Regions from separate parts of the Homo sapiens genome. Here regions 2 and 3 are each linked to region 1. The links are chromatin contacts, found by Hi-C or POLR2A ChIA-PET in ENCODE. All regions are on one chromosome and are shown on one strand. Each heading gives the region's core, a stretch centred on a gene start or an enhancer-like site at or near the end of the contact. The rest is flanking DNA. Distances are from core to core; before and after follow the strand shown.

Region 1 (3,617 bases), core at 345-2,844:
AATGGTGGTTGGAAGAAATGAACACCAGGAAGCACCAGATGCAACATCTGTAAGATTCCCCGGCTAAGACAGAGGGCAGTAAGAGGAGAACCACATAGTGGGAAGGGGAAGATGGGGTGGCTGACTTGGTCCTGCCACTCCATTGCCTCAGAATCTTAGGGGAAGTCATTCTCAGGTCTTCTGCTTCCTCGCCTACAAAATAAAATGGCTGGTCATGCAAAAATCCTAAAATTCTGATCCAATTATTGCCTCAAGAGAAGCACAGCCTATTTTCATGTGTCAAGAAGGACAGTGAAAAACAATATTGAGAGGCTAGGCACGGTGGCTCATGTGTGTAGTCCCAGCACTTTGGGAGGTCAAGGTGGGTGGATCACTTGAGGTCAGGAGTTCAAGACCAGCCTGGCCAACATCGTGAAATCCTGTCTCTACTAAAAATACAAAAATTATCTGGGCGTCAGGGCGCACACCTGTAATCCCAGCTACTCAGGAGGCTGAGGCAGAAGAATTGCTTGAACCCGGGAGATGGAGGTTGCAGTGAGCAGAGATCATCACGCCACTGCACTCCACCCTGGGTGACAGGGCGAGACTCTGCCTCAAATAATAATAATAATAATAATAATAATAATAATAATAATAATAATAATAATATTAAGAGGAAGTCTTGAGGGCAAAGTTGAAAGTTCCTCAGGGGCCTCAAGGCCCTGCCTAGACATGAGTGAAAAACAGCTGAGCCCTGGAAACACCTCCGGGGTGTTCTTTGCAGGGTGAGCTTCCAACCAGAGTGCAGAAATACATGGCTGACAGCAAGGAAGAGAAGGTAAGAGGGAAAGAAGGAAACAGGAGAGAAAGAAATGTAGAAAAAGCAAAGGCCAGAAATAAGTGGGATCTTACAAGCAGCAGGGAGCACCCGAGAGGGCATGAATGAAGACAGGGCTACGTGAGGTTCATAGTGGACGGCTGGAGAGGCGGGGAGGAAAGAGAAGGCTCACAGAGGGAACTAGCAGACGAACAGAGAAAGAGCAAAAATGGAAGAAGAGAATCAGGATTCTCATTTCGAATAGAAATAGGATTACTTAACTCTCCCAATATCCATTCACCAAAACAGTTACCAAATGCGAGGTCTCGTGGCATCTTGCCAGCTGTGTCTCCATGAAGAGTCCGAGATTAAGTAGAGAAAACCCACACTCTTAAAGGGAACAATATAGTACCATTTTCTGCTGTGTGAACACAGATGCAGCCCATCTGTACGCAGATACGAAAGGAAAAAACTGCACAAAGGGTCTGTAACCTTTAAAAAAAAAAAGATTCTGGGTGAGGCTATCCAGAAATAGAACATTTTGATTACAAAATAAAAACTAGGTCAATAAGATAATGGACGTGATTTAAATGAAAATCACAGTATTTGTAATGGGCTAAAAATGGTATCAATGTTACTGCAGAGAAGGAATATAATTAAATGTATTTTTAAACAGCAGCTCCCCGCCCCAGTCCTACAAGTCCCAGGCCAGCCACCAGTATTCCTCCACCTCATCGGAGAGGAATGTGCTGGCATGCCGCAAGTTGGTCTGAAGAATGTGGAGTTTCCGTACTACTTCAGAAGATCCCAAATGACACTGGTTAGCTACATTCTTTCGCTTTTAGATCACTGTTATTCATTTATAAAGCAAAGGAATGGAAAGGCTAGGGATTTGACCATATAAATCTCTTTTGCCATTTTTACTATATGGCCAGGAAACACACAAATGCAGATATAACTGCCATGATTCCCAGGCTACTGAAACAAGATTTTGGGAGAATTCTAGATGGTTATGTGAGGTGGATGTAGATAGATCCTAAAAGGCTTAAGCATGGGCTAGGAATTAAGATAAAGGGCAGAAGTGCAAAGTTCTGGTGTGCTTTCTACAACTTGTGGTCTGATCTTCTGGAGAAACACTAACTCTTGAGTATAATTCATCTTCTAAACCCTCCCTTGGAAAAGAGGGGCAAAGAGGAGCAAGATAAATTAAACCTAAAGGATACGGTCCTGGATGGTTTACAATTACCAAAGTAGGTACAAGAAACTTGCCACAGCATTTCCTCAGATGTCTATATAAGAGTCATGGCCAAGGAGTCTATGATGAAACAACAATGGCCCTTCCAAATTTGGGATGCCTTCGGGGGCAAATGGAAATCAGTGAGACGTTATCTATGATGAATACATCACTACTTTGGCTCATATATATCATTCCTTTATTAAAGGAAATTGCATCGACATTTATACCCTGAAAATCTCAAATAAAATATGCACATGATTACATATAAATATTAATCATTCAAAAGAGGTTATTCTAAAAATCTCTTGTGGGTAGTGCATATTTACTAGTAAGTTCTTGAAATGAATTAACTCTTTAATATGTTTAAATTCCAACATATGACCCATTAGTTGCAAAGCACTCATTCATCCTTAGAAAGTATAAGTTTACCTCCCATGAAGCAAATCTGTTAAATGACAACAAAACTTGTCAAACAAAAGAGAAGAGACTTATTCACTGTATGAAATCACTAATGTCATGCTGAACTCCCTAAGTGCAATTAAGTGTGTTTGTGTAATATCATTAAGTTAGTGCCCACATCACCTCGTCTTTACTTGGTGCATTACAATAAAAGGTATTTCAATAAACAGCAAGTTGACAGACACCATAACCATGCGTTTCTTCTGAGACTTAAGGAGCACCAAAGCCCTGGAATTCTGAGTCGAGTAAAAGAAGTCACTACAATAGGTCTTGAGGAATTCTAAACCAAGAGAAAGACCAAAGAGCTCAGGATCATCTGAGCTCCTCCTGACACTTTCAGACCGTGCTTATTTACAGTTCCTCACTATCACCAGGGCATCTAAACCATGAAGTGAAAATAGTGAAGAAATGTGTGGCAAGGGTCACTGCAGACCAGGGAACCTCTGCGAATATCCAGAAAGTGAGGTGCTCAGTTTTCTGAAGAAAAGCATTCAGTTGATATATATTTTTAAAACTCTGACCTTTCACGACCTCAGTTTGGAGACCTCGGTAGGGATGAAAGAAAATAACTAAAAGGTCAAGCAAGTAAAGAACGCTGAAAGAATGCTCAGTGCAAGCATACAACGTGGGGCACGCCTCTGTTCCGTGAGTCTGGTGGGAAAAAATAGATTATTTATAGGGAAAGGGAAACAAGATGACAGAATAAGCTCTTGACAAAGAGGAGAAAAGCTTATGTTGGGAAAATCTGGGTGGGAGGGAAAGGCACTGGAGTCATTTGCACTATCACGGGATGGAACTGGTCTAGCAGTGACTTTGGCATATTTTGGCTTCTCAGCAGGGAAGAACCAGTTGGGGGCTGGGGAAACCAGTGTTTTCTGGAGAAAGAGAAACAGCTGCTTAAGCACGAGTGTCTGAAGGAAGTCCTGTTCCCTACTGCCAACCCACGAGGCATGACCACAGTCCAGTCGCAGGAGCTGCTATAACAAGATGACAAGGAGGCAAGACTGATTCACTACTGATTAATGCCTGTTGATCTTCAACAATGGGCCATTCCAACAAATGCAAGAAAGGAAAAATCACTAGCCAATAACATGGGGATCCTATCCTATAAACAGAAAGGAATCC
Region 2 (3,817 bases), core at 1,136-3,635, 52 kb after region 1:
AGAACAGACAGGAAAGGAAGTATCTTCATCCCTGAAAGCCACTGTCTGTGCTATCCTGGTGTTTCGTGTGTGTGTGTGTGTGTGTGTGTGTGTGTGTGTGTGTGTGTGTGTGTGTGTATTTTAAAGCAGTCCTCTAGCAATGGAAAAATGCATTATTCTGGGTTGAAAATAAGGAAGCAGTCTATTGATATGCTTCTTCTTTGTACAGTGATTTCCCAGTTAATCCTAAGGAAATAATCCAGACTTGGAAAGATGTCCCAAGTAAAAGGGCATTGATTCCACAGTTATCTAATCCATGGCCAGCCAGTCCCACATTCCTCTTCTAAACCAGAAGCCTGTCTCTGGGTCTAGCCCAAGTGAGAGAAAAAAAGAAGTCTCTGGTACCAGGCGGATCCCAGGACCCTGCTGTTTCTGTCCTGCTTTCTCCTTTGTTTCTACATTGCTTCCCTCAATTTTCTCTCCAACATGGTTGCCAGATGCCTTCGGAGTTTTCTTCTTTCTCTAAGGACTTAGCACCATCAACTCACCCCAAAGTCTTTAAGTCAGTCTAGCCAGACTGTAGTTTTACAACTCTAATACCCATTATTAGTTCTTAGGATAGTGATGTAAGAGTGTCTGAGGGGTTAGAGTATTCTCTCCAAGTCATCAGCCTTGGTTTCTGCCTAAAACAGCAATTCTTTACACACAGACACAAGATTCAAATAAAACACACTTTATAAATTCCAACATTGGAGCCTCCACGGGAGGCCCTGGCTATGGAGTCCACTGTTTAACCGCAACAAATTCCACTAATTACTCTAATCCTGCCATTCCTAAGCCAGGTGATGGCCCTTTGATTTACATGAAGATAAAAATATTTGTACAATAGGCATCAAAACTTTAGGCTTTAAAATGTCGCTGGGTTTCTGTTGAGACTCATTCTTGTTTTTCATCCCCACCCAATATGAATGAATCAAAAAGGACAAAGGAGAAGTTCAGAAGGAAGCAGGAGACTAACACCAAAGATGAACCAATAATGTGACTGTGACAATAATATAAGTGATACCATTTTATTTATAATCTGGACTCTACCTACTTCCATAATGGATTTAAAATGGCTCAAAATAATCACAAGAGCAGGATAGTTGAAATAAAGAAAAAAAGAGCTAATCCACATGGAAGAAAGGGGAGGCAACTACCAGGAAACAGAGATGAGAGTTATTGTAATGAAGCACTAATTTTGGCTTCAAGCTTTAGGAAACCAAAGCTAAAAAGGAAACAGGATAGGTTATGAATTCTCAATTTCATAAATGAAATTGAAATGTGGAAGCAGATGGATTCGTCAGGAGGGACCATCCATTTTCTACTGCTGAGCTCGAAGAGGAATTTATGGCATAGTCCCCTCCATGAAATACTCTAAGAAACAAGGAATGGCAATTTCAGCTGAAGCCAGATGGCCATTTCTCCCTCTAATTGTTGGTAGAAGCCAAAACCCAGATACTGAAATGCAGCTCACTAAAGGCATAGCTATGCATAGCTGAGCTGATGTAGTCTAAGCATGCTGTTTGCTGGTGCTAATACGATAAAATGCTAGCTCTTGGAGAACCTGGAGTAATTCATGACTAACCCGCCCTGCAGATTATCTTCCCCAAGAAAGGATTAAGGTTGTTGGTGAACATTTCAATGTACTGTGTCAGTACTGTTGGCCAATGTTCTGTCAGAAAATCAAAGGATCCAGCCTCCTAGTAAAGGGGCTTTCACCTTCAACAATGGATCCTACCAACAAGACTCATATTATTTTTCAATAGCAAGCTCTCAATATGTTTTCCATCCTAAACAGTTACTTGGGAGATGGCAACTCAAAGTTCTGGACAACAAAGAAAACAATTTTAGTCTAGAAAATTGAGGGCAAAGGTTATCTGGTGGCTAACTCAATCACAAAGACACTGCAGTGTAGTTCCAGTAGAATAACAAATTCTGAAAGAAATTATATTCTGTTGACAGTTCACTGAATTCCAAGCAGCTGGGTCAATGGAAGCACTGGATGAACTTAATGAAGATTTGTTTTAGGAATAAATAGAAAAACAAAAACAGTAACAACAACAAAACCTTGGATAATGCCTTCCAAAGATGCTAATTTCAGGGGTGGGGCAGTTAATGGTGGAATATTATTTCTTAAGCAGCTGCCTCACCAGACTGCCTGGGTTTATGACAGTGACATGCTCAGGAGAAGGTGCCTGGTTTTCGTTTGCTCTGGCAGAACCAGGCATGTAACTTGCCCCCAAACAGAAAAGGACATTTAGCTATAATTTAAAAAGAAGAAAGAAAGGCCAGGACACAGCTTTGCTTCCTGAATTCTAAAACTGAAATTTGATCTGCCAAAAGGTTGTCATTACTCACTCCAGCCTGGCAGTAGGAAATGATGTGGTACAAGGTTTGGAGTAGAATTAAAAGTAGGATTAATGATCTGGGTGTATACAGGAATACATGTCTCTTCTCTCCAGGATCCAAGACTACAAATCTATAAACTCTCTCGAAATTTTTATTTCAGATGAAGAGATCTCAGTGTTTTAAGAAGAAAAGAGGAACAGAGGTTTAAGAGGATGTCTACCCAATTGATTGACCTGTAATATGAAGAATAATCAGAGGGAACTACACCACAAAAACTTCGGAATAGTGTTGCTCTTGCTACCAATGATATCAGCTTATCCGTGTAACATTTTAGTTTACAAAGTACTTTATATTTTCACCTATGCTATTGTCTCGTAATTCTGACAATAGTCCTGTGAATAGTGGTGCTGTCTCCACTAAATGGATGAGAAGATTAAGACAAGTCAATTGACCTGTCCAAGATCACAGAGCTAGACAAACAGCCATGCCAAAATTGAAACTCAGGTCTTCTAACTCCAAATCCTTCATCATAGATATTAGGGTCCATTTCTTTTGATGCAATTGAAGCAGTATAATATTTTTTAAAATCTCATAGGGCAGAGAAAAAATATTTCTTATGAAAAATTTGTGGACCTCGGGTATCCTACCTAGAGTTTAAAAAGAAAAAATAAGGTGCTCAGGTTACTTATAATGGATCGCACCCACAGATAAAAAGTTGTCAGTTTCTGTCAACGCCTAAGAGGTTGCCTTTATGTTGGGTTATATATAATCTTTTTTTAGTCCTCATTTCTTTAAATCGTGTTTATTACTCCATATATAGGGCAATTTGACAACAGGAATTAAAGGTCTCAAAAACAGGTATAATATTTGGGAATGTCTATCAAAAATTTAAATGTGCATTATCCCAGCAATTCTTCTCTTGGGAAATTTTTGCTAAAGAAATAAGGACAGGGCCAGGTGCACTGGCTCATGCCTGTAATCCTAGCACTTTGGGAGGCCGAGGTGGGAGGATCGCTTGAGCCCAGGAGTTCAAGACCAGCCTGGGCAACATGGTGACACCATGTCTCTACAAAAATACAAAAATTAGTTGGGTGTGGTGGTACATGCCTGTAATCCCAGCTACTTAGGAGGCTGAGGTAGGAGGATCACTTGAACCTGGTAGACTGAGGCTGCAGTGAGCTGAAATCACACCACTGTACTCCAGCCTGGGCGACAGAGTGAGACCCTGTACAAGAGAGTGGATGGAAGGGGAGGGGAGGGGAGGGGAGAGGGAACAGAAATGTAAATAACACACGTTCCCGATAGTGGTGTTTATACCACTAAATAACAGATTGTCTATTTTGTTTTCTTTGTCTTTATTTTCTGACTTTTGTTTTTTGCTGTGAGCTTATGTTTCCTTTAAAACCAGAAAAATACAGCAATTTTTAAAAGGGGTGAGAGAGAGGAA
Region 3 (3,519 bases), core at 620-3,119, 60 kb before region 1:
GTTGTACTTACTGTAAATATGTAATTTTAAAACACATCACAGAAACAATGACACACAAGTTATAAAGTTAACTGCAAAAAAACTTAAATGCTTTAGAAATATTCATTATTTTTGCTTAAAAATCTACTGTTGAATTCAGTGTGAGTGAGAAAACTATAAGCTAAATTGTAAAAAGAAAAACTAGAATCTAGAGAGTCTATGCTCTGATGTTTTTGCAAATGCCTTTAAATTCCTGCTCCATTTTAAAGAAATCAAAGACAGTAACGTATTAAGGGTATGATTTATGCAGGAAAGACATAGAGCAACCTGTCAGGTACCCTCTTCTTAGAGAAAAGGCTATCATGCTATACGAAAGGCTGAAAATGGATATAGATATTTATGTTTTAAGATAAAATTATACATTTAAAGTCTTATTTGTTATGATTCCCTTCTTTAAACAGCTAGTACAATGAATGCATCAACTACCTATCTGGATCAAGTCAATGAAGAAGCCTTCTACTGAAATTTATTCTCATTTTATAGATGAGGAAAGGAGGCTTAGAGGTCAAGTAACTTGTCCATAACTATACCTCTAGTTATTGGAAAAACTGGACTTTAAAACCAACTTGTCTGACTTCAAAGTTGTTCTTAATCAAGACTGCCTCATTGTTTATGTACCAACTTGAATCTCTCAAACACTATTCACAGCCTTATAATTAATTCCCTTTATATAGCAATGTCTTACTGTGCAAAGCAGAAGACTAAAGCATAAAGTAATCCATTATAAATCTTTTAGCTCCATATGGGTTTTGCTGGGCTTTTCCAAAAGGATGCATCTCAGAAAGGCTGGCTGTGAAACAAATCTCTAAAGCAAACCCTGTGCTCCCATTGGCTTCACTGTCTAGCTCTAGCCATGGAATTTGTCTGTGGAAATGGTCCAAAGTTTTAGCAAGGAATGACTACCCTGGAGTATGTTGGGAGTTTTAGCCTTCCTCCAACCCACAAAAATCCTTTATAGCATTTTCCAGATTTTGGAGCCCCCTGCTCACCTGGCTTCCTCATCTCCACACCCTGCTCTTAACTGACTGATACCTGAGATTTCCTGAGAATGTATTTTACCTAATAGAATGTTGAGAGCTGGGGTGGGGATGGGAGATGGCCGGAATGAGATTTAGTGTTTAACAGTTAGAAAATATACCCTAGATTGACAATAGTTGATGGCACTAACATTTACCCTCACCTCGGTACCTAAGACCGTGAAATTCAAAGGTTTAATTTTTTGAAATTAAAGATATCAAAGATATGTGTAAGCTACAGTCATGAGACATCTTTCTTTAGTGTAGCCTGAGTTTACTCGGGAAATCTTAAAAGAAAAAAAAATCAGTAAATGCAAATTTAAAAGTTTTCCTGTCTGTTTGTAGAACAGCTATAGTTAGTCTATGACTCTAAATCTTGTGAAATAACAGAAATCATAAGACTACAGGGCTCAAAAAGGGTCTTACAGAAGCCATCCTGTTCATCTCCCCTTTCCTCCTCCCCTCTTCCAGGCTAGTCCAACTTAAGCCATTTATTCCAGCCAGAATCCATCCTATTTTTAAAGTCTGGTGGGGAATGAGAACACAACTGTCTTCCTCTGTAGCTCATCTAGTGTTTAATAACCCTCACTGTCACTGAAGTCTAAAAAAATCTTCCTGGATGGGGGATGGAGAGCACAGCCTCATGACCCAAGGTGCATGCAGCCCATGGAGGTCTCTGGCTTTTTCCAGGCAGAGGGATCTCCAACACATGATCAACTAGCAGGCTTCTCGCCCACTACAGCATTTTTCTGATCATTCCTCCCCAAGCCTTGGAAAACAGACACTAGGCATGATGAGGAAAAACACAGTCCGGTAAAAACCCTGGACTCTTGGAAACAGGAGAAGGATCAGCCGGTGGCAACATCGAGTCCTCTGAGATATCACTGAGTCATGTTTACAATGTAGTATGTATTAGGAAGGCCAGTGCCATACTAAAAAAAGTTTCCCCCAAAGGGGAAGGAAGCTAAAGCTAAAAATATACCATGCCAGCTGTTATAAATGCTTCTCAAAGAAAGCAAACCAACTCTTTCATTAGTTACCTCTTTGAAGAGCAAATGAGGGGTTAAGGAAATAATGGAATTTTTCAGTTACATGCCAGGTTGGCTAGATTTTTGGGAGGAAGAAATTTTCCACCGAGAAAGAAAGTCTGCTGGTAAAAGGCAAAATAATTCCATGAAAGATTTCAAAGGAACTCCAGACTACAACAGTGGCTCCAAAGGCTTTGGGTGGGGATGACCTGCAGCCTGCAAGATAGAATCAGGGTCCCCAGGCTTCACCCTTCCTTTTTAGGTTCCAAGAGGCCATTTGCAAAGGCCTCTTTCCTTGCCAGACCCATCTAGAGCTGAGCTGCCTGGTGTCTCTCCCTCTCTTGAATATCTGTGTTCTGATGGTTCTCACAGGCTGACTGAAATGCACTTGAAGCGGTTTGTGGCCTTGTGAAAAAAGGTGAAGGGCAAAAGGAAGAGGAAGGACTTCATGAGCAAAACAAGTACCTTTGAAATCGCTGACTCTTGCCGCATTAGGGGCTGAGAGAAATGGAGGTTTTTTTCCCGTAGCAGATCAGGGGCTCCTAAGGGAGCCACTTTCCCTGAGATTCACTCCTACTCGTCCTCCACTTTGCTTGCAGAAGTTGTTTAGTTTCAGATGTTGGCTCTATGAGGCCTAGCAGCCATCCTTTCCATAAATGCAAGGACTTCCTCTACCCCTCAGGAAGACCAAGAACAAGGACCAAACCAATGTCCTCCCCCGAACCCCTCCAAAATCCAGGCACTGAATATCCCAAGTAATTTTTGTTTTTTAACTTTTAATTTTGACGTAATTATAGATTTACAAGAAATTGCAGAAATACTACCCAGAGACGTCTCATGTACCCATCACCCAGCTTCCCCCAAGGTGACATCTTACGTATCAATAGTGCATTATCAAAATCAGAAGCTTGACATTAATGCAATACAACTAACTAGACTACAGGCCTTATTCAGATCTCAGCTGTTTTTACGATCACTAGTTTTTTTGGGTATACATTTGTAACTATGGCAGTTCATCACATGTATAAATTCATGTAACTATCTCTATAATCAAGGTATGTTTTTAAAAGTCTGTTAGTATTGAAACTGATTTGGTCAAATAAGTCAAAAAGGAGCAAGAGTAACAATAAATGTCACTAAGGTGATTATGACAGAAGGCTAAATGATCAATATTATCACCAAATATTTAGTGAATTCCTAGGGACATTTTCTTGTTTATTTTGGAAATTCATTATTTTCATGAACATGTGCCTAGTGAGCTCAGGAATTTATTAAGTCCCTACTGTTCAGCAAACATTTATGGCAGGGTGGGCAGACAAGCTTCAGCTCACATGCCATCTCTTATTGAATTATAGTGGTTGCCTAGAGGGGCATATTGAGGATGATTCAGAGGCCACATCTGGGCTTAGCAAGAGACGGCCATCGTCCAACAAGGT

Evidence for each region. A loop is a pair of places that touch in the nucleus more often than their neighbours do. ChIA-PET counts read pairs that join two places held with the same protein, here RNA polymerase II (POLR2A). Pooled maps may share reads with other maps.
Region 2: a loop to region 1 is called in a map of IMR-90, with 4 times the contacts of the local background. The contact joins two enhancer-like sites. A Hi-C loop is called at or near these places in 7 of 168 maps with a recorded cell type or tissue (IMR-90, K562, Right ventricle myocardium inferior and 4 more) and 4 of 50 pooled maps. POLR2A ChIA-PET finds 5 or more read pairs at or near these places in 6 of 52 experiments (A673, AG04450, MCF 10A and 3 more).
Region 3: a loop to region 1 is called in a pooled map, with 1.9 times the contacts of the local background. The contact joins two enhancer-like sites. A Hi-C loop is called at or near these places in 3 of 168 maps with a recorded cell type or tissue (endothelial cell of hepatic sinusoid, endothelial cell of umbilical vein and ovary) and 4 of 50 pooled maps. POLR2A ChIA-PET finds 5 or more read pairs at or near these places in 8 of 52 experiments (AG04450, GM10248, HEK293T and 5 more).

Annotation. Positions count from the first base shown.
Region 1 is chr14:54,650,333-54,653,949 of GRCh38, reverse strand. The region is part of intron 2 of SAMD4A (sterile alpha motif domain containing 4A); the gene reads right to left. It overlaps LOC112268133 (a long non-coding RNA gene), which reads right to left. Exons shown (of 2, transcript XR_002957606.2): 2 at 1-3,617. Among named protein-coding and RNA genes, the nearest start is that of SAMD4A-AS1, 36 kb to the left of the region's middle. RefSeq lists enhancers at 254-990, 2,570-3,176, 3,177-3,617. Within about 2 kb of position 1,594, at least 31 of the 41 ENCODE cell types and tissues checked have a DNase peak (open chromatin) inside an H3K27ac peak, as active enhancers do; they include PC-3, endothelial cell of umbilical vein and ovary, where a contact is called at or near this core.
Region 2 is chr14:54,598,624-54,602,440 of GRCh38, reverse strand. The region is part of intron 2 of SAMD4A (sterile alpha motif domain containing 4A); the gene reads right to left. Among named protein-coding and RNA genes, the nearest start is that of SAMD4A, 33 kb to the right of the region's middle. Within about 2 kb of position 2,385, at least 2 of the 41 ENCODE cell types and tissues checked have a DNase peak (open chromatin) inside an H3K27ac peak, as active enhancers do; they include PC-3, where a contact is called at or near this core.
Region 3 is chr14:54,710,946-54,714,464 of GRCh38, reverse strand. All of the region lies in intron 3 of SAMD4A (sterile alpha motif domain containing 4A), which reads right to left. Among named protein-coding and RNA genes, the nearest start is that of SAMD4A-AS1, 25 kb to the right of the region's middle. Within about 2 kb of position 1,869, at least 12 of the 41 ENCODE cell types and tissues checked have a DNase peak (open chromatin) inside an H3K27ac peak, as active enhancers do; they include endothelial cell of umbilical vein and ovary, where a contact is called at or near this core.